Linked DNA regions of Homo sapiens: region 1 is linked to region 2. Evidence: read pairs that join two places in POLR2A ChIA-PET (ENCODE). Cell type or tissue: Caco-2. All regions are shown on one strand. Each heading gives the region's core, and the rest is flanking DNA. Links, peaks and the distances in the headings are about the cores only.

Evidence for each region. ChIA-PET counts read pairs that join two places held together with the same protein. Peaks named below come from ENCODE experiments on the same cell type or tissue, not always from the same donor. Only the 100,000 strongest peaks of a DNase experiment are listed, where the experiment ranks them.
Region 1: POLR2A ChIA-PET joins it to region 2 with 13 read pairs; 3 of 35 experiments call an interaction of 5 or more read pairs at or near these places.

Annotation. Positions count from the first base shown.
Region 1 is chr6:1,060,624-1,072,440 of GRCh38, reverse strand. All of the region lies in intron 1 of LINC01622 (long intergenic non-protein coding RNA 1622), which reads left to right. Among named protein-coding and RNA genes, the nearest start is that of LINC01622, 35 kb to the left of the region's middle. RefSeq lists an enhancer at 5,109-6,308. In Caco-2, for the core only: no CTCF peak of the experiment used is centred there; DNase peaks (open chromatin) are centred at 2,260, 4,260 and 6,247.
Region 2 is chr6:1,340,800-1,352,616 of GRCh38, reverse strand. The region is part of intron 1 of FOXF2-DT (FOXF2 divergent transcript); the gene reads left to right. Among named protein-coding and RNA genes, the nearest start is that of FOXQ1, 35 kb to the right of the region's middle. RefSeq lists an enhancer at 3,316-3,965. In Caco-2, for the core only: no CTCF peak of the experiment used is centred there; no DNase peak of the experiment used is centred there.

The DNA of each region.
Region 1 (11,817 bases), core at 1,359-9,358, 280 kb after region 2:
ATCTTCAGCTTTTTAAAATGTGAGATTAGGCCACATGAGTGGATCTCTATAGAGGCCCTTTCTTGACACATGCAGGGGTCTGGAGGTCTATTTTAGTAACTCAGAGACTTGCTTAGATGTCCCCAAGATCCGGAGCATACCATTTGGAAGCCTTGACCCCACATGACCTTGGCGATACCTTCTAGTTCTAATGTTTTCTGAATGTTCCCACCTGTGCTCTCTGGCCTGATGAGGCTGAGAGCTGCTGGGTGGGACTCCCAGGCCCCAGTGGTGGCCAAATGCCTTTATAGTGGCTGGGAGGTATCTGCTGGTTTCAAGACTGTTTTAAGCAGTGAATCCTGGGGGTTGTGGGGAGGAAATCACCCTGGTGGCCTATCTCGTGGCCACTCTCCAGCCCTCTCTCCTCCAGGCCACACTCCTTTGGCTGCTGAGGAGCTTTGGTTATACATGGGTGATGCCGCGCCATGTGGCAGGTGTGGATTTAATTAAACGAGGGCCAAGTCAACGGTAATTGCCTCCCCAGTCATCCTGGTAATTGGACGGTGAGGCTGTATCTGCAGGGTTCTGTGTGTGGAACAAATGGCTGTGTCGCAACCCCTATTGCCACATGGCCCAGGGTGACTCCCCAGCATTCTTCTGCCAAGAGACATGGAAAGGCCCACTCAGAAACGCATGGGGAATGGTGCCCTGGAAGCCCCCGTCTGCTGCATTTCTGTGGAGGGTCTGCTCCCAGATGGGGAAGGTGTGCCCCATCTCACAGTGTGATGCCTTCTCCTACCCCTGGCTAGAGTGGCTGAAACTGAAAGCTCTGGTGAATGACATGGCATTTGCTAATCTGCAGATACTTAGTCCCCCACCCAACAACAAAACAGTGACTGAGTGCCTACTGTATACCAGTTAAACCCTGCTTGAGCATGCACATTCCACTTGTTCAGGCAAGCTCTTTCTTTCCCTTGAAATGTCGCCCCTTTGTGTGAGCTCATCAAAGTCCTCCCCTCTCCATGCCCAGCTCAAACATCACTTTTTTTTTTTTTTTTTTTGGCTGGGCACAGTGGCTCACGCCTGTAATCCCAGCACTTTGGGAGGCCAAGGTGGACAGATTGCTTGAGCTCAGGAATTCGAGATCAGCCTGGGCAACGTAGTGAGACCCTCTCTGTACAAAAACAATTATCCAGGCATGGTGGGGCACAACTCTGGTCCCAGCTACTGCAGAGATTGAGGTGGGAGGATGGCTTGAGCCCAGGAGGTCAAGGCTGAATGTGCCAAGATGGCACCACTGCACTCCAGCCTGGGCAACAGAGAAGACCCTGTCTCAAAAAAAAAAAAAAAATCACTTTTCACGCTTGAGAAAGAAAGCTTGGCCTCTTCTGAACTCCGGTGATACTCACTGTTTACTGCAAGAATGTGAATTCTCACTCCCGACCAGCCCTGTGTGCTGCTTGTTTGCCCACCTATGTCTTAGTGGGTTCCTGGGTTGCAGCTTCCTTGAAGACAGGTGGGGACCTTAACCCTTTCCTTTGGGGACACTGTGGTGCAATGGGCAGGGTTGCCATCAGTAGCTCTGAGCGTGCACATTAAACCTTAAGCAAATCTTGTTTGGTTTGGGATCCCTTTGCCTTTACTGGAGGGGAGGAAGTGGAAATGTTGCAGGAAGATGGCCTTCTAAGTGCTCAGAAGGCACTGAGTTCATGTCTGGGAAGTGTCCGTGAAGTAGTCTCTGATTCAGTAGTTGGAGATGACTTGATCCATGGGAGAGAGACAGGAACAGCAGCAACTTTCTTTGGTTCCTGGTATTTTTTCCGGCTCCAGTCCCAGTTCACTGCTCCCTAGCTTGGTGCTTTCTGGAGCCTAGGGTCAGGGACCGCTGCCGACCACCCTCCTGGATACAGTGCTGTTTAGGGTGCTTTGCTTTATGGGACACTCACCAGCTGCCCAGGGAAGCAGCAACAGGGAGGCCAAGCATCCCAGTTTGCCCAGCACTGCAGGTGTTCCCAGGATGCGAGACTCCCAGTGTTGTGCCAGCACAGTCCTGGCTGGTCACCCTAACCACAGCCATGCGGCTTCAAGCATCCAAGGGCCAAACACCGCCGGGGTGGAGAGGGTCTCATGATTAGTTTTATCTGATTGTGTCAGCTGCGCAGGGAGATGTGGCTGCATGCTGGTGAGGACAGACTGGAACCAAAAGGGCCTGAGCCAAAGTAGTTCACAGATAAGCTGTGCTCTCTGGAAACCACAGCAGACAGCCGTAAAACACCGGGAAGACAAGTCCTGCAAACACTTGCCAGCGCCCAGCTTATCACACACGAGATGTATAAGCAGAGCCCTGGAAGGCACGGCTACCTCGCTTCGGGGAAACGTAAACAGAGAATAAATAACGAGCCTGCCTCGGGCTTTCCCCTGTAGAAAGCTCGAGAATGGGAAGCCTCACTTAGAGAGGTCTAAGATGAGTTCATTTAAAATTTGGGGAGATTTTAAAGCCCATCCACATTGAAGTGGATGTTTAGAAGCTCAGCTCTGTTCTATGGAGTGGTCACAGGACGGATAGAAGTGGCTGAGGCCTCCACTCACTGGCCGCCACTGCCACTCCAGACAATTGAGGGGCTCCAGTCCAGGGCTGAGCAATGGCGGCCGTGGGGCCTTCCCTTTGAGAAATGGGAAATGCAGGCAAACCACTGCCCTCTCAGCACAGGGATGATGTAACTTGTAACATTTATCTCTAGCTTAATTATTAGAGATGGGGCCACTGATAGTACACCAAAGTCAGTGTGAAGCTTACTCCAGTGACAGACAGTTGGTCAATTATCTGGGCAGCATCAGATTATTTTGATCTTTCAGAGGGTTTGATCCTTTTTGCGTGGGTCACTATTACTGTTTTAGAACATCAGCCAAATAAAAAGAAAAATGTTTCATCTTCACAACCCTAGCAGGATAAAGCATTTCAAGAATCCCCTGCAGAATAATAAACAAATCTTTATAAATTAACTTTAGTTAATCCACTGGATGTTGGGAAATTCAGTGAAACCACCTTCATTTATTTTTGGAGAGATGCTGTGTCCAGGTCAGGCAGGCAGAAGATAGAGTCTTGTTTGACAGGGAGGCATTTGCTGAGCACATAATGAGAGTGGGGAGACACACACAGACACGCACAGACACGCACACAGAGACACACACACATGCACACACGGAGACACACATACACCACACACATACAGACACATACACATGCACACACACACGGAGACACACAGAGACACACATACAACACACACACAGACACACACACCTACACCACACATACATACATGCACACACATAGACACACAGAGACACACAGACACATACACACAGACACACATACAGAAACACAGGCACACACACAGACGCAGACACAAATACACCACACAAAGATACACACGCACAGAGAGAGAGACATACAGATAGAGACAGATACATATACACACTCAGAGAGAGATACAGAGAGAGAGACACACAGAAAGACAGAGATAGAGACACACACACAGACATACGCATGCAGAGAGAGACAGAGAGAGAGAGACTCACATATACACAGAGAGAGAGAGAGAGACAGACACACACACAGAGACATATACACATGCAGAGAGACACAGACAGACAGACGGGGGCACCTCCGCCTACCTCCGCGCCTGATGTCTGTTCTAACCCCAGTCCCAGGGTATGTGTGACCTCAAAATATATCCCCCTTTCATCATGGTAACTGAGTGTGTTTCTATTTCTTACATCTAGGACAGCCATCATAGCTACAAAACAGATGGATGCGGTAACACAGAACACCAAAAACCTCCGCTTAAGACTCGGCTGGGAAATTGAGTTGCCTTTTTTAATGGAAAAGGAAAAGAATCACCCATAAGGATAACCTTGAATTTAGAAAGAGCGGGTGGGTGGGGTGATCAGCTGGGCCTCTTCTGTGCATGGTAGAGCACATTTCAGAATTGTGTGTGTATCAGTGGTCACTGTAATTTAAGAAAAAAGAACAAGAATTCAGAAAATTATATCCTATCCGAAAAAAAGGCTACTCTAATGTTCCTGATGACTTCATTATCAACTGGAGTTATTTATTTTTCTAAGAATGTTATCTTTGGAGATAATTTTCATCAGTGAGTCAACCTTTGTTTGCTTGCATTGGTTTCACCTTCTATTATTTTTTACCCATGACTGTCAGCTTTTACCACTTACTGAACCCTGACGGAAGAAGGACGTCTGCTCATTGACATGCTGACAACCTGATAAGTCACCCCACACACATACCACACACACACGTGCACATCCACTCATTCGACTCGCTCAGACCCAGTGGCTAGTGTCGATTTTTCTCTAAAGTTGACTATATAATAATCACTTCATTTCCCAGAAACTCATGTGTCTATTCTTTTTTTAAATTAAAAAAATTCAACTTTTATTTTAGATACAGAGGACACATGAGCAGATTTATTACATGGGGATATTGTGTGAAGATGAGGTTTGGGGTTCAGATCTCATTAAATACCAAGAAGATCTCTGAAAATTACACAAATATATGGAAATTAGATAACTTACTTTTGAATATCTCTTGGGTGAGCATCAAAATCATGGCAGAAATTTTTTTAATTGAAATTAATAAATATAGGGACACAACTTTCCAAAATCTTTGGGATGCATCCAAAGCAGTTTACAGCCCTAGAAATGCCTTCATCAAGAAGCTAGAAAGGTCTCAGGGTAACATCTGTCTCTTCTTACTGTTATGAGTAAACAGCGATCACCATGTACTTTTAGGCATTCTTGCATTGATGAAGAGGGTTCTGTGTGCCCAACATTGCTCCAACCTCGAACCAGCTTTGAATCTCCTGGGGATGACATGCTCCAAGGTCAGCTCCTTCATGCTGGTCATGGCTGTGGGTGTGTCTGGGATGTGTGTGTGTTTCCTCACGTGCAGGCAGAGTGGTATTTGCTGGGCAGGAACTGTGGAATCTGTGGCTCCTATTCCAGGCCTCTAGTCAATAAAAACCAGCATCTTAGAATATTCCAGTCACCAATAGGGAAAATTGCTCCTGTAAATTTTGACTGTGAGGGGCAATCTCTTAGTTCAAGCTGATGCCTTTCTAATATCTCCATCTTTTAATGGTACTACAAAACGTCAAAGGACTCTCACAAACCTGCCTCATAACCAGCCATTCCAGCCATAGAGCAAAGTGTGTATCATTCTTACTGAGTTTGCATTGAGGAATCAGAAGCTCTGAGAGATGGGCCGACACATCCACGGTCACACAGTCTTCAGAATTCACCAGGCCAAGGCTCAGGAGCTTCCATGCTTTCTTCTTTACTTGTAGAATTTTTTTAAACTTATTCCTTTAAGATCTTTCATTGTACTTTCAACGCACTCCTGACCAATGCATTTTAAGACAACAGGGCTAGCGTGCAATTGGATTTCGGAGGGCAGTCATGTCAATGAAACTAGATAAGTCATTGTAAATTGTTATTTAACAACCACAGAATTGCTGTAGAACATCTGTTGCTGACGGCATGCTCAGGGCTGTTTCTTTTCAAGCTCACTGCCTGGCTGTGGAACATCAGACCAGATTTATGCACGTGCTCCTCCTGGTTTATGACTATGAAATTTGAAGAACGGCTCTCTTGGAATCGAGTATTTTCTTCAATTTCCTCTTGCCCTCTAGTTTAATCTAGTCCATCTGAAAGGAGTCCCACAGTATTGGGGACGGGGGCAGAGTATGGTGGCTTCACGTCCTCTGAAACCTGTTGCATTATCAGCTGCACTGGCAGGTCCCAAAGCTGGCAGAGGCCAGAGCCAAAGGCCTCATCTACAGATCAAGAAAGAAGTGAAGAGAGGAGAGGGGGATCCATACCCCTGCGTCCCTCCACTCCCCAGCACACCTCTGCTCACCTAGCTAATGAGGCCAGTAGAAAGGTACGCATTTGAGTTTTATTTTCAAGATTTTGCTATTTCTTTGAGAAGCCTAAAAGGTTAGTTGCTCCCCAAACTCTTGTATAAATCAGGGCTAGTTTCCCCTGGCCAATGTACCACTTCCTCCTCTATCCTGATGGGCCTTGGAGTGGTGATTCTATTATTTGCTCTTTTCTCTTTAGTGTAAATCTTATCTCCCCAATTTCCTTGAGGATAAGAGCCACGATTTATGCTTGATGATTTAGCAAGTCCTCTGCAAACACTCACTGTGGAATTGATGGGTAATAGACGCGGACGTAATCCTTAACATTGTGGATCTGGCTCATCTGGTCAAGACTTTGTCTACTCAGATGAGATTACGGGATCCTACCTTGGCAAGAGTTTCTGTAGGAATTCCGACATTCCTGGAGGAGGGGGTCATGCGTGAATCAGTGTGAGTCCGTCTGATCTCTTCATTCTTGGGAACCTTCTATTCCCTCAGAATGTAGAATAGTAAAGCAGGTAAAAGCACATGTTTAGAGTCAGACTTTCATGGGTGCCCCAACCAAGGTGGCTGACCTTGGGCAAATTCCATGGCCTAAAGACAATTCTGTTTTCTCCTCTTTAATATGGGCATAATCCTGGTAAGTACTTCATAGGCTTGTGAGGGCTATATGGTTGGATCCATATCTAGGGTTTAGAACCGTGTTCAGTGTGAAGCAAGTGTTTAATGGATGCTTGATATTTTCATATTTTCGTGGTTATCATACTGCCTCTCCATCTTCTCTTTCTTTTGTTTTGTTTTTATTGGCTTTTCTTTTTTTTTTTTTTTTTTTTTTACGGAGTCTTGCTCTGCCACCCAGGCTAGAGTGCAGTGGCATGATCTCGGCTCACTGCAATTTCCACTTCCCTGGTTCAAGGATTCTCCTGCCTCAGCCGTCTGAGTAGCTGGAATTACAGGCAGCCTCCACCACACCCGACTAGTTTTTGTATTTTTAGTAGAGACGGGGTTTTGCCATGTTGGCCAGGCTGTTCTCGAACTCCTGACCTCAAGTGATTCACCCATCTCAGCCTCCCAAAGTGCTGGTATTACAGGTGTGAGCCACTGCGCCCAGCCAGGTATGTTGAATGTACAAAACTCTTAAGGCTATTGACACAGTCATACCAAAAAATCTCTTCTCAATTTATCTTCCTTCATCTTTAGCATCTTCTTTCCATGAGCTGAGCTGAGGGGCAGGCTCTCTTCCAAGACCATGCAGTACAAGACTTCCCTTAGGTTCCTCCTTCAGACAAGGGAGAATTACTCCCATCTTGATCCTTTCTTTTGTTTCAACTTTATTTCAGATCTTACCTTTCCAAAGGAGGTGCTCATGTTTTTACATTTCCTCTGGGGTTCCCTGTCCCTGTTTTTGTCTTCCTTTTATCCTTCATCTAACTCTTTGCCCACAGAAATTCCAAAGATACTGCAAGGCAGGGGTTGCAACCTATAAACCAAATTCAGTTCAACGGTGTGTGATTTAAAGAACAAATCAAATTAGTTTCCAACACAAACACTTGCAAATAGAAAGCTGTCAAAATGTTGGGTTTTTGGTTTTTCTCCTGAAGTCTAGAGGACCTGGCAACAGTGGGCCTGCATTGCACAGGGCATAGACCTGCAGGAGCTGAGTGCATAGGCACCTCAGAGTGTTACAGGCTCTGTCCTGCTGCCCTGGGCCCTCCCAGCCAGCCTCCAGCCAACCTCCCTCACCTGCCCTCCCTACCTGGATCTTGGAGGTGTATGATTTTGTGATACCTGCTTTAGAGCAAGAACACTTGAGCACAGAGACCCAGAATGATATGACGACAATGCCTTTGGAGTGTGAAGACCTGGCTACAAGTCCTGGCCTTCACTAGCTGCCTGATCGTGCACCAGTCCCAAATCTTATAATTTTTTGTGTGCTTCTTTATCTGGTAGAGGGTGAGGACACTTGACCTCTGTCCTTACAGGACCACGGGGAGGAATTTTAGAGAGAAGGGGCATGAAAGTACTTTGTAAAGGGCAGTGCAGACGTTAGCTCTGAGGACGGGCCTCCTGTGTGTATCTCAGAGGGCTATCCCAGGATCATTGATGTTGCCAACACAAGAGTTTGTGCCAAATCTTCCCTCTGCCTTTGACTCTCTGAATGTGAGAATTTTTGCTCATGAGTGTTGGAGGCCATGACAGTCAGTATCAGTCCAGCAAGTCATTCTTTTTCCAAGCTTGTTACCTGCCTGAAAGGAGGCAGTAAAGCAGAGGTGCACAGCGCACCAACAGTGTTATCGGCAGGCTGCCTGACTTGGAAAAGGAGGAAGGTCGTTCCTACACATTTTCGTTCCTTGTTGGTTTTCACTACAAAGGACCTCACACACCCCCATAGTGCCCGTGGGCTGGCGTGTCCCCAGGATAAATAAAACCTGCATTTTTCTTATTAATCATCAATATGAAAACACATGACCTCTCTTTCTATTGTTCTGTGCCTGGTTCACGCCCTGTATAATTTTATATGGTTCCTACAGCCCTGACATGCCCTGAGCAACAATCGACATTGATTCACTGACTTATAAAAGTGTATTATCTGTTCTCTGTGTCTACGTAGAGTTCTCTGAGAGTTGCCCAGGCAGTGACTCAGGACTCCAGAGAGAGGTGCACAGAGCGGTCACACACCAGGGAGGGAGCGATTTGCAACTCAGAATACTTCTTAGCAGAAAGCACATTTGGGCTTGATCTGCTCCTTGATTTCTGTGGGAGTGACTTCGTGACAGTTTCAAGCTGAATCCTACATTTGCTTCTTAAGTCAACTGAAATTCCATTCGAGTTAGATCCATTCTGTGTCCACTTTAAAAGCCAAGCTGTTTAGTGGGGGATTGTTATGACACAGCAAGCTTGACAAAAAATACACCTGGTCTTAGAAGCAATCTTTGCATAGCTCTGAATGCACAGAAGAAAATCGTGCTTGGGTAAAGGCAAGGATTTCACTAGGCATAACTCACCATGAGGCATAGATCCTTGAGCAAAAGTCCAGCAGTATGTATGTATGCATGCTGAGCATGATGCTACCAGCTTAGCAGCAAATGTTGGTGAAGGAAAATAAAACAATGCATGTGTCCAACATTAAAAGTTTCTAAGTTTAAAAGTACAACAAAATTCTGCTAAATTTCTAACGGACGCTAATGTTTACAACTTCTCTTTGAGTCAGAAGGTTTTAGTTATTACTAAAACATGCTTCCTCAATTCCAAGCCTCTTCATTTTAATGTATTTGTAACTAGGCAATTACACAGTCTGGAGAGATCCTTCGTGCTCACTAAATATCCATGCTCTTTCTTCCATTTCCCAGCCTTCTTTGCAGTTTTCCTGGACTCATGAAATAAGAACAAAGGCATTGTGCATCGCCTTCAGGTTGAGGCAGCTAAAAGCTAGTAAGCCTCCTTCATTTCCCTCTTCCCCTGACAGTGGGGGACCTGTGCTCTAGAGGGCATCCCCGCATAAGGAGAGTGGCGGCCCGGCCCACATTCAACTGTGACCTGAGAAAGGAATGAACCGTGATGATGTGAAAGAATGCTGTGGCCTTTGTGTGTTACCACAGCATAGCTTGTCCTATCCTGTCTAATACACACATTTAAGGTAAAGAGGATTTTCCCCTGCAAAGCTAATATTACATCTATGACAAATGTTATCATTATTGTCATAGAATCCAAAAAATACAAATTCTATTTATTTAACTTCAGTGGTAAATGAGAAACTTTCGAGAAGCAGTAATTGTATCTAGAGAAGCTATTCTCAGTTGAAGGTAGGGGCAGCTTCCAGACAATCCCTAGAGAGCACTCCCAAACCCCTATACCTTCCCCACCCTAATCCTCTTACCCTCCAGATTTGGAGACAACTTTTTCTTCTACATACTTTTGATAACCACAAATTAGAGAGAGAGAGAGCAAGATTCCAGGAGCATCCACCAGTTGAGCCGTGAACAATGCAGGGTTTAGGGGTGGTGACCCCTGCAAGTCAAAACCCCACATACAATTTTTGACTCCCCAAAAACTTGACTCTAACAGCTACTGTTGACCAGAAGCCTTACTGAGAGCGTAAACCATCGACTAACACGTTATGTATGCTGTATGTATTACATACTGTATTCTTACAATAAAATAAGCTAGAGAAAAGAAAATGTTATTAAGAAAATTGTGTGGAGGAGGAGGAAAAGAAGGAGTTGGCCTTGCTGTCTCAGGGGTACCAGATATGGAAGAGAATGCGCATATAAGTGGACCTGCACAGTTTAAACCTGTGTTGTTGTGTTGTTCAAGGGTCAGCTGTAAGAGAGTTCACATAAAGATGTTATCCTTCCCATTGCTTCCATTTTTTTCTTTATTTTGTTTAAATAATATCTATTGGAGGAGGCCAACGAGGTGAGATTCCAGAGGCAGCCAGAGGCAGTGGGAGTGGTTGGGGCCCAGGAGAGAAGCTCAGAGAAGGCCTGGTGGGTTGAGGCTGAGGAGGGGATGAGGAGAGGCCAGCATAGGGACGACAGAGGAGGTGACCAACCTGGAGACTGTGCATGCATGGGATTGAGAAGGTGAGTGACTGTGCTGAGGACAGAGGGAGTCAGGTTCCTCACCATTGAAGAAGAGAGTTGTAAGTGCAGAAAGTGGGGAGGCTAGAACAAACCCTGTGGTGTTGGGTTGGAATCGGTGGTATCTGGGTGAACTCAAGGTTTTTAGTATACACAGTTAGAGATGGATATAGACATACTTGCCTGTGTGTGTGTTGGGGGGATATGCATATAAGCGTATACCTCCTAGCTCCCTCTGCTGAAGAGCTCAATGAACGTACAGCAATAGCAATGAGCTTATCCAGCATCCACATACTGGTTTCTAAATAACATTCTCCACTAAAAGAATGCAGAATTTCTTGGAAAAATGGCTGATTCCAGGCTGAGGCAGGGTAATTCCAAGATTAGCTTGGAAAATCTTTTACCAGAAAGTAAGGACATGTCCAAGAATGATGGGGGCGTAGAAAGGATGCAGGAGCCACGCAGAGGTGAAACCACTGGCCAGATCTTGGATAAGCTGAGCATCAAAATAAGTGATAATAACAGATTATAACCCACTGAATAAAATAAGAATTCATGAGTTTACTGTGATGCAAAAAAAAAAAAAAATACATGGGAGAAAAAGTAAAAGTTATCCTGATAGTAGGATGCCAACAATTAAGTGTAGAAGGAGATGTGAAATTAAACATTTCCCATTTGGAAACAAAATAGTAATAATTGATTCTGGCAGGAATCACCAATGGGTGCTAAAACCAGTGGAGGAAAGTTTGATAAGGAAGGAGGTATTTGCCTATCTCAGAGTTTTTCACTACAGAATAGTCAGAAACTATAAGCACAAACAAGAACTTTCCAGTGGAGAAGCCAGGAAGACCGTCCCGCCAGGGGAGCTGATTCAGCCTGGGCAGCCGTAAGACACTGCAACATCACCCATCTTGCCGGGTGAGCCACTGAGAAGACACCATTTCTGCGGGATTCCTGTCCAGAATGCACACCCTCAACGTAATCACAGGACAGGTCCAGATAAACCCAAATTGTGGGACACTTTAGTGGCTGTTGTTCTCAAAAATGTTGAGGCCATGAAAGATATGGAAGGACTGAGCAGCTCTTCCTCAGAGGAGGGGAGGAGAGACATGGCAGCCAAGTGCGACGTGCAGTCTTCATCCCATCCTGGACCACTGTGTGTATAGATGGACAGACAGACAGATACATAAATTGATGGATACATAGATAGATAGTTACATAGATAGATAAACAGACAAACATGCATAGATAGATAGATGATAGATACATAGGTAGGAAGATATATCTATTTATATAGATATATAGATTATAGATAG
Region 2 (11,817 bases), core at 1,326-9,325:
ACTTGGAATGGCTGTATTTACCCAATACCCATACCCACATTGCATCTAGGAAGTAACTAGCTTGCTTTTGACTTTACAGGCCCATAGGCAGAGGGGACTTACTTGCCTGGTCTCAGATGAGACTTTGGACTGTGGACTTTTGGGTTAATGCTGAAATGAGTTAAGACTTTGGGGGACTATTGGGAAGGCATGATTGGTTTTGAAATATGAGAACCTGAAATTTGGAAGGGCCAGAGGTGGAATGATATGGTTTGGCTGTGTTCCCATCCAAATCTCAACTTAAATGGTATCTCCAAGAATTCCCACATGTTGTGGGAGGGTCCCAGGGGGAGGTAATTAAATCATGGGGTCCATGATTCCTGTGCTATTCTTGTGATAGTCAATAATTCTCACGAGACCTGATGGTTTATCAAGGGTTTCTGCTTTTGCTTCTTCCTCATTTTCTCTTGCTGCTGCCATGTAAACAGTGCCTTTTGCCTCCCATCATGATTCTGAGGCCTCCCCAGCCATGTGGAACTGTAAGTCTAATTAAACCTCTTTTTTCCCCCAGTCTTGGGCATGTCTTTATCAGCAGTGTGAAAATGGACTAATACAGTAATATATAAAAAGTTTGCTGCTATATTGCTCCATTTACTCTCCTCTCCTTTGTCCTGTTATTGTTATACAAATGACATCTTTGTATGTTGTATGCCCATCAGCACAGATTTATGGCTATTGCTTTATGGAGTGCATTTAAAATTAAGTAGGCAAAAAAAGAGAGTTGCAAACAAAATATGCAATTATACTCTCTTTTATAATTTCCTATGTATTGAGCTTTACTAGTACTTTTATTTTTTCTTGTGGATTTGAGTTACTATCTAGTGTCCTTTTATTTTAGCCCAAAGGGCTTCTTGTAATTTTTATTGTAGGGCAGGTCTGCTAGCTATAGATTCTTGCAGTTTTTGTTTATCTTAATGCCTGCTTCGTGTTTGAATAATAGTTTTGCTGGATGTAGAATTCTTGGTTGACAGTCTTTTCCATTCAGCATTTCAAATGTGTCATTCCATTACCTTATGGCCTCCATTATTTTTGATGAGAAATCAGCTGTTAATGTTATTTATGAGTTCATGTATATGATGAGTTGCTTCTTTCTTGCTGTTTTTAAGATGCTGTCTTGGTCTTTGTCTTTTGACAGTTTGTTTGCAATGTATCTTGGTCTCAGTTTCTTTGTGTTGATCCTCCTTGGAGTTCGCTGAGTTTTCTTGGATGTGTAGATTAATGTTTTGCATCAAATTTTTAGCTATTTGGTCATTATTTCATCAAATATGCTTTTTATATTTTTCTCTACTCTACATTTTGGACTCCCATTATGCATGTAGTTTATATGCCTCATTATGTCCTAGAAGTTTCTGAGAATCTGTTCATTTTTTTGTCATTCTTTTTCTTTTCTGTTCCTCATACTGGATCACCTCTATTAATGTATATTTTAGAATCTTGATTTTTAATTTGGCCTGCTCAAATCTGCTGTTGAGTTCCTCCAGTGAATCTTCATTTCAGTTTTTATAATTTTTGTATTCTAGAACTGCTATTTGCTGTTTTTTTAAAAAAAATTTCTATCTTTTTATTGATATTCTGTATTTGGTAAGAAATCATTTTCAGACTTTACTTTTTAAGATATGGTTGCCTTTAGTTTTCTGGAGATATTTAAAATTGCTGATTTAAGTGTTTCTCTGGTAAATATAAAGTCTAGGCTTCCTCAAGTATAGTTTCTTTTGATTGCTTTTTTCCTTGTGTTTAGGCCATAACTTATTGTTTCTTTACATGTATTATAGTTTTTTCTTAAGAACTGGACATTTTAAATTATGTAATGTGGCAGCTCTATAAATCAACTTTTCTCTCCCTCTTCACCCAGGGTTTGTTGTTGTTTGTTTGTTTGTTTAGTGGCTTTTCAGAATTAATTGTGTCAAGTCCAGATTCTTTGTCATGTGTGGCTGCTGAAATCTCTGCTCAGTTAGTTTGGAGATCAGCTAATGATTGGGTAGCAAATCCCTTAACTATCTGGAACCAATAAGTTTTCTAGTTTCTGCCAAGGGGCTCTGTGTGTTTTGGGGCATGCCTTTATTAGTCAGTTGTGTGGTTTTCGTGTCCACCTTAGCCATCACTTGCTGCTTGCACAGAGCCTCAAGGTCAGCCAGAGACAAGAATTTGGGAACTTCTCAGGTCTTTTCTGAGAATGCTCACAGCCCTGGATATGCACATAGCCTTACACATGCATGTAGCCTCCTAGAGTCCCAAGAATATGTCAGCCTTCTGTGGACATTTCATTACTCAGCTTTTACTTTTTATTTTTTTAGTTAGCCTGTTTTTCGTTCCACCTGTTGTCACTGCTTCAGGCAGTCACTATGTGAAACAATTGCTACTGATCTGTTTTCTACAAGTGCCTCCCCCTTCATCCCAGAAAAGGTCATTTGCACTGTTTGTATCTTATTTGAATCAGGTCAAATAAGGACAAGCTTTGGGAGTGGGATATTTCAAAGACCAACCTGACAAGTTGCATAATGACAATTCTCTGGGAACAGGGCTTTCAAGGAAGTTTAATCCCTTTCTTCCTTCTTCAGTGGTTCTGGTTTTTACTGTGATTGCTGGCTATTGGTTTTTAAGGCTACCAAAGAGCAAGGGAGGAGGAGATGGGAATAAGCAATTAAAAATGTCACAGAACTCTCTGTTCTTGCCTAGATTCAGCTGTTTACACGAGTAAAGGATCCTTGGATTAATGCAAGGCTTGGTTAATTTCCAGAGGTCAGGAAAAGTTGATTGTGACAGTTTTCCCAATGTATTTATTGCTTATATGAAGGGGAGAATTTTTGGAGGTCATTACTGCCATTCACAGTGCTATCTGCATTGTTTTTAACAGTGAAAACCTGATAACAAGAAGAACATTTGTACCATGGAATGTTGTGAAACTACTCAGAAGAAAGAGTTTTAGTTGTCTCTTGACATGGAGGAGTGTGGCAATGTTTTAAATGAGAAAAATTATATATATATAGAGAGAGTGAGCACATAAATGTGGGTATCTATGTCTCTATCTATCCATCTATCTTCAATTTTCCTAAAATTATAACAACTGAAAGCTCCTATGTGTCTATATTTTCCTTTGAGTATGGGGACAGGTGTATAAGGCAAATCCTGGGGTGTCAAGTTGGTTGTAGTGAGATTTTGGGAATAAATGGGGAGAGGATGTGTGGAAAAGCATATTAGCTTTTTCTTTATTATCTTTGCATAGTTTCAGAGATTGTGGTGAACATGTGTTGCATTTGTTATTTTTGAAGGTGACATCTTAAGAAATATTTATGGGGGACAAAACCATCCATTATTCTACAATCCTCAAGAATTTTACATTTAAAGTTTTCTCTTTCTTCTTTGCTTTCTACAGCCGTATAAATATACTTTCATAGTCACAGCAGAGATACATTAGTATTCTTTTTCATGTGAACCAAACTATTTCATAGTTTAAAAAATTAAATGTTGCACTGGCTCTCCATGTTTCCTAGGACTATTTTTTAGACTCAAGAGAGAAGAGTTGTTCAGTGGATGCCAAAACATGCAGCTGTGCTTATGATAAAGCGGTGATGGCTGAAACAATTGGCAGGGCCTCCTACAGCCATTGCTTCCTGCCAAGCACAAGCCTTCAGGATGTGATGAAAGGGCAGGGAGAGCTTTGCAGGCAGGCTCACTGCTGTGTTGTGGAAGTCCTTTTGGATTCTTAAGAGACATTCTATTGTCCTGTGTATTCAGCCTCAAGTGGCCACTCTAAAATGTTTAGTCACCCAAGACTTTGAAGAGCTCTTTACTCTTGAGTGGAGGCATAAGGAGAAGCCCAAAGCCCTCTACTATCTGACTCATGCCTTGCTGTTGCTACTTCAGTGTCCTTCCTGTGCTGAATGACCTGCAAATTCAGGGAGAGATCCTAGAGGACCCTATAGCAGTCTTAGCACGGACACAGCAGGTTTCTGCTGCACCTGGCTGGTGGTCTTTGGTCAACTTCTTGAACTCTCTCTCTGCTTCCCCCTGATTCCCTAAACAGTTAATATGAGTAGTAACACTTCCCGACCATATGGCTGTCTCTAAACCTTCATCCTTAGCAGGTGTGTGTGGGAGTGTGATACACACAGGGGTACCCACTGTCTCCCAAGCTCCAGGACAGATGTGTGGCCTGGCACATTTGTTTGGGGGTTCTGGGCTATTACTCTTGCATGTTGCTTTTCTTGCCCCTGTTTCTTATCTCTTTTTCATCCAAGCTCACCTACCCTTTTCCTTTTGATTAAGCAAATGGTGCTATATTCAGGACAATGATGTTTTTATCATGTTGCCTGGAGCTCATCCCTCATCTCTGATACTGTTGTGATGTTGTGAGAAGGCACGGAAGCACTGTGGGCTGTGGGGCATGGTGGGCACCATACTATCACTGAGAAGACATGAGTGAAGACCACTCACGTCCACAGGCCCACATGAGTGAAGATCCAGCCCTGCTTGGAAGAATGCATGGGCAGCATCGCCTGTGTGTGTGTGTGTGTGTGTGTGTGTGTGTGCAGAACTGAGAAAAGATAAGGATGTCTTGCATTACGCAGTGGAAGTATAGTAGCGCTGGTCTTTCATAAGTTAATGGGCATGATGAGTTAACCTATATTCCTAGAAAAATCAGAACAGAACTCCATGAACATGAATGAATACGTGTGTTTAGGAAAGTCAGAGTTTCAGTATTGATCCATCAGAGAAAAGACCTAAGCAAAACCGGATAATTATGCAGAGTAATCTGCCATCAGTAATAATAATATATATTTTTTGAGAAGGAGTCTTGCTGTATCGCCCAGGCTGGAGTGCAGTGGCGCAATCTCGGCTCACTGCAACCTCTGCCTCCTGGGTTCCAGCGATTCTCCTGCCTCAGCCTCCTGAGTAACTGGGACGACAGGCACACGCCACCACTCCTGGCTAATTTTTGTATTTTTTAAGAGAGACGAGGTTTCACCATATTGGCCAGGCTGGTCTTGAACTCCTGACCTGGTGATCCACCCACCTTGGCCTCCTAAAGTGCTGGGATTACAAGCTTGAGCCACCATGCCTGGCCAGTAATAATACTTTTTAAAAACACCTTGATTATAAGCTGCGGCTTTAGCAAATGCTTGGCTCCACATGGTGCTGATGATGTGTCTGGCATGTTTAACTTCCTGCTTTGAGCATTTTATGTTAAGAGTCCCTGAAGACATTAGGGGACTGGTTGAGTGGAGGGACAGAAGCGGGAAGTGGTTAGATGAGAAGCTGAGTGTGCGTACAAGTGTGTGTGTTCATCCTTGCCTCAGAACACTAGGTAGGTGTGCTGTGTTATTTACAAGCTAGGGGTGGGGGGGGCACTGGTTGCAGCCTTTATATTGAAGAGAGGTTTCCACTTTGGACCCTCCTGTGGGTCAAGGGAAGAAGGCAGTGATAAGTGTGTCCTTCCACTTACATTACTTTTGTCAAACATGCTAAGTTGACAGCATTTGCTAAAATACTTAGCTACTCCCTTAAGGGGCATCTTGGCTTCATGTGATGATTGGCGATTAGTAATGACTCATCACTGGTGAGAAGTTAAGAGCACACCCTACAAAGACACAGTTGGATTATACAAGTCTTGCCCTAGTTAGAATGTCCCGCTAATGAGTGCAAGGAGCTGGGGTGAAAGAGTGGCAGATGTGCCACGGATGGTTTCCAGCAGTCCTTTCTTAGTTACTTAGGATGTCAGAGGGGTTTGTACACTCAGTTCCTCCAGAGCCATCCACTTACTTGCACTCTTAGGTAAATAGCTCTTGGTTATGGCAAGCCTGGCTAATTCACTAAGTCTTTCAGGTACTTAGTGACAGATGCTGTGTGATTTGTGGGACACCACAGGGAGCAAGCTGGAAGGCTTGTGGTCCAGCGGTCCTTGCAGGTTTCACAGCAATAGGCTTCATGCCATCCCTGCCCTGAAAAGCTGCTGGAGGCAGCACAGTGTGATGATTTAACACACAGGCATCGGATTCATAGCAGAGTGGCTGCAAAATTGTATCTGAATGCAGCAAGGCCTCAGCAAAGTTATTTACCTTCCTATGTACCAGCTTCCTTATGTGTAAAAGACCATAGTAGCACTAGGACCCTAGGATTATCCAATTATTACTGGAGAGCTATCTATCTATCTATCTATCTATCTATCTATCTATCTATCTATGTATCTAAAAGGAGATATATTAAAGGAGATATGTGAAAGAACTAAACACTGTGCTTAAGAAATAGCCCTCAGTAAACATCAGTTGTTATTGTTGGACACAAGCCTGGTGGACAGGGCAGAGATGAATATGTAAAACTCTATCACTACTATTAAAAACAACAGGAACAATACCATGGATAGACAAGCTTTATTATTTTCATGTGCCAAAGACTGAGCCTTTGGGTTCCTATGAATAACTGGCTTTCCTAAATTTTGAGAAAGTTTCACTTACAGTGATGTAAATAAGAGAATTAAGCCCTAAATACAGGATCTCCATTTAAAGATTAACACGTGTATGAAAACAAAAACCCCTATCTGGCTCTTAACTACCCCTTCTGTTTGAAAGGGATGTGGGGGTCGTTGGCAATCCCCTTCCACTCTTTTAAACTGAAAAGTTGAGAAATGCATATGGTTAGAAAATGCTGAGTTAAAAATGTGTGAAAAATCTTTCTGGTTCTGGACCTCAGTCCTTCTCCCCAGAAGTAACTATATTGTCAGTTTTTGTCAAATATCTACTTATCCTCCTACTAATTTTTGAAATTTTATTTGTGGTAAGATATACATAACATAAAAGTTGCCATATTAACTTTTTTTTAAAATTTGTTTTTTATTTTTAAGAAACAGGGTCTTGCTCTGTCACCCAGGCTGGAGTGGAGTGGAGTGATCATGGTCCACTGTAGCCTTGACCTCCTGGACTTAAGTGATCCTCCTACCTCAGCCTTCCTTGTAGCTGGAACTACAGGCATGTACCACCACATGCAGCTATTTTTTATTTTTATTTTGTGGTAGAGATGGGGGCCTTACTATGTTGTTCAGGCTGGTCTTGAACTCCTGGCTTCCAGCGATCCTCCCCTTTCAGCTTCCCAAAGCACTGAGATTACAGGCATATGCCATGACTCCCAGCTCCATATCAACCATTTTTTTTAATGATACAGTTCAGTAGTGTGGGTACATTCACAGTGTTTTGCAACCATCACGACCATCTATCTCCAGAACTTTTTCATCTTGCAAAAGCGAAACTCTGTACCCATTAAACAATTTCTAATTTCCTCCTCTCCCAATCCCTGGCAATACTCATTCTATTTTCTGTTGTTATCAATTTGCCTATTCTAGGTACCTCATGTAAGTGGAATTATACAGTATTTGTGCTTTTGTGACTGGCTAATTTCAGTTAGCATAATGTTTTCAAGGTTATCCATGTTGTAGCATATGCCAGAATTTCCTTCCTTTTTCAGGCTGAATAATATTCCATTGTGTGCATAGACCACATTTTGTTTGTCTATCCATCTATCAGTGGAAGTTACATAAGTGTCCACCAAAAGATGAATAGACAAATTTGTGTGAATGGGTCAATCTTAAAATTTTAGAATCAATTTGTCTATATCCACAAAAAACTTGCAATAATATTGTTTGGGATTATGTTGAACCTATAGATCAAGTTTGGAAGAACTAACACCTTAACAATATTGAGTCTACCCATCCATGTACATGGAACATCTCTCCATTTATTTAGATCTGTTTTGATTTCTTTTATCAGAGTTTTATAGCTTTCCGCATGTGGATCTTGTACATATTTTGCTGGATTTATACCGAAGTATTTCATGTTTTTTGGGTGCTAATGTAAATGGCATGGTGTTTTCAATTTCAAATTCCAATAGTTTCTTATTGGTATATAGGAAAGCAATTGATTTTTGTGTATTAACCTTGCATCCTGAAACCTTGCTGTAATTGTTTATTAGTTGCAGGAGTGTTTTGTCAGTTCTTCGGGACTTTCTGCATAGACAGTTATGCCATCTGCGAACAAAGACAGTTTTATTTCCTCTCTCTCAATCTGCGTACTTTTTATTTCCTTTTCTTGTCTTATTGCATTAGCTAGGACTTCCAGTATGATGCTGAATAAGGATGGTAAGAGTGGACATTCTCACCTTTTTCCTGATCTTAGTGGGAAAACCACTAGTTTTTCACTATTAAGCATGGCTTTAGCTATAGATTTTTCTGTGTGTGTGAACTTTTTGTTCAATTTGAGGAATTTTTCCTCTATTTCTAGTTTGCTAAGAGTTTAAATCATGAATGGTTGTTGGATTTTGTTAAATGCTTTTTCTTCATTTATTGATTTAATCATATGATTTTGGGCTTTCATTTCTGTTATTGATTTCTAGTTTAATTCCATTGTGGTCTGAGAGCAGATTTTGTATGATTTCTATTCTTTTTAATTTGTTATGGTGTGTTTTATAGCCAAGAACGTGGTCCATCTTGGTGAACTCTTTGTGTGAAATTGAGAGAATATGTTCTCTGTTGTTGTTGGATGAAGTATTCTATAAATGTCAGTTCTATCTAGTTGATTCATGATGCTATTCAGTTCAACTATACCCTTGCTGATTTTCTGCCTGCTGGATCTTCCAACTCCTGATAGAGGGGTGTTGACATCTGCAACTATAATAGTGGATTTACCTATTTATTCTTGCAGATCTATCACTTTTGGTCTCATGTATTTTGACACTATGTAGTTAGTGCATACACATTAAGGATTGTTATGTCTTCATAGAGAATTGACCCATTTATCATTATGGAATGCTCCACTTTATCCCTGATAATTTTCCTTGTCCTGAAGTCTGCTTTTACTGAAATTAACATAGCTATGCCAGTTTTCTTTTGCTTAGTGTTAGTGTGGTATATCTTTCTCCATCCCCTCACTTTTAATCCATCTGTGTCTTTTTATTTAAAGTGGGTTTCTTATAGATGATATATAGTTGGGTCCTGACAGTCTCTCTCTTTTAATTGGTTCATTTAGACCATTCACATTTAAAATGATTACTGACATAGCTGGATGAATACCCACCATATTTGTTACTGTTTTATATTTGTTGCCCTTGTTTATTCTTTCTTTTTTCTTTTCTTTTTTGTCTTTCACTCTTTTTCAGTCTTCTCTGGTTTTAACTGATCATTTTATATGGTTCTATTTTCTCCTATTCTCTTAGCATGTCACTTACACTTTTAAAAAACAACTTTTTTTAGTGGTTGCCCTGGGTTTACAAAATATAGGTACTTATTCCAAGGCATTCTTGAGTAACACTATACCACTTCATGGGTAGTGCAAGTACCTTAGAGTATTCCCAATTCTCCTCTCCCATTTTGTATAACATTTCCGTCATTCATTTCACTTTTCCATAAGCTACAATCACAGAATGGCTTTTTGCTATTATTTTTCGAGCAAACTGTTATCTTTTAAATCAATTAAGAATAATAAAAATTAACCCGGGTGCAGTGACTCACACCTGTAATCCCAGCACTTTGAGAGGCTGAGGCAGGAGAATCACTTGAGCTCAGGAGTTTGAGATCAGACTGGGCAACACAGTAAGACCCCATGTTTACAAAAAGTAAACCAAATTAGGTACTTATGGTGGTATGCACCTGTAGTCTTAGCTACCAAGGAGTCTGAGGTGGGAGGATTGCTTGAGCCTGGGAGGTTGCAGTGAGCCTTGAGATTGTGTCACTGCAGTCCAGCATGGGCAACAAAGTGAGACCTAAGAAAAGTTTAAAAAACTAACCTTCACTTAATTGCTCTCTAATGTTCTTCCTTTCTTAATGACTTTCTTCCCTGTATCATTTTCCTTTTCTCTGAAGAACTTCTTTTTAACATTTCTTGCAAGGCAAGCCTACTGGAGATAAATTAATCTTTATTTTTCTGAGAAAGTCTTTATGTTCTTTTACTTTTGAAGAACAATTTTGCAGCGTACAGAATTCTAGTGTGTTGTTATTGTTATTTTTCTGTCAACACTTTAAATATTTCACTACACCTTCCTTGCTTGCAAAGTTTCTGAAGAGAAGTCCTGTGTAATACTTATCCTTGCTCCTCTATTGATAAAGTGTTTCTTTCTCCTTTCAATATTTTTCTCTTTGTTTATGATTTTCTTCTGCTTAAACAGGATGTACCTAATTGTACAGTTTTTGGTATTTACTCTGCATGGTGTTCTCTGAGCTTCTTGGCTGTAAAGTTTTGTGTCTGTCATTAAATTTGAAGCATTACCAGTCATTCTTGTTTCAAATGTTTCTTCTGTTGCTTTCTCTCTTTTGTCTCTTTCTCATATTCCCATTATGTGTATGTTACAGCTCTTGTAATTGTCCTACAGTTCTTGGGTATTCTGTTCTATCTTTTAATTTTCTTTTTGATCTTTACATTTCAGTTTTAGAAGTTTCTACTGACATATCTTCAAGTTCACTGATTCTTTCCTTGGCCATGGAGTTTATTGATGAGCTCATCAAAGGCATTCATTTCAGTTGTAGCATCTTTGATTTCCAGCATTTTCTTTGGAATCTTTCTTAGAGTTTCCATCTCTATGCTTACATTACCCATTTTTTCTTGAATATTGCCTACTTTTTTCATTAGAACCCTTGGCATATTAATTACAGTATTTTTTAATTCCTTGTCTGATAATTCCAATATATTTGCAATATCCAAGTCTGGTTCTGATGCTTGCTCTGTTTCTTCTGTGTTTTTAGAGTTTTCATACACATCCTAATCTCTTGTTAAAAGCCAGGCATGATGTGCTGGGTAAGAGACACTGGTACTGGTTCCTGAAGCTGTTTTCTTTCTTGGGCCTCTGCTCCAGTACAATGTGAATCTCTGTATTTGCCTATCTGTCTCTCCATTTTGGGGGCAGCAGTTTTCCCTGGGACTGCAATTCTTTGATGGATCTAAGAAGAGTTGTTGATTTTCAGTTTGTTTAACTCTTTTCTTGTTGTGAGGATGGAAGTGATGATCGCTTCCAAGCTCCCTACATAGTGGAGTGGAAACTGGAAATCATCTACCTATTTCTACTATTGAAGTTGTAGAAACATGAATAAACAAAATTTGTGACTAACGTATGCTTTTACTATCTGAATGTATACTTAGAACATTCTCTTGAATTTGTGTGTCATTTGCTGGTACAGGATCTTACGAGAATAGAGGATGTGGCATTGTGAAGCAATGCACAGAAATGAATGGCTTACAAAGAATGACTTGAAGACATGCTAACAGATGGCAAAGAAATAATTTAAACCTAGAGATGAGATCTCCCTTGGCATGCTTCTTGTTTTGAGGAAGAAGGAAAGACAAGAAAGTACCTTTATTATATAAATATCAAATATACTTTTTTGGAAGTATGATGTTCAAATTTGAACATTCTATACATGAGAAAGTCTTGACTAATACATGGTAAAAAATAGGGCAGTCACTTCTTTAGTACTGGCACTGCATGTTGGTTAAATAAAGTAAAACATTATATTTGGTAAGGTAGAAAACCAGTTTTAAATTTATTCATAATTCAGATTTAATTTTTTGACTAGGTAATACTTGCACATGCTGCCAATTCAAAAGGGACAGAGGCAGTGATGGCATGTCCTCTTGGCACTGCTGTCTCCATCACCACACCCCTGGAGTCAGCCAGGCCACTGGCATGTGTGTGCTCAGGGCTGCCCTCCGGGTATGATAACACACACACCTGAGTGCCTGTAACAGAGTGGGTGCCCTTCCCCCTGTGCAAAGGTACTATGCTGAAATGCCATTCTACATCTCA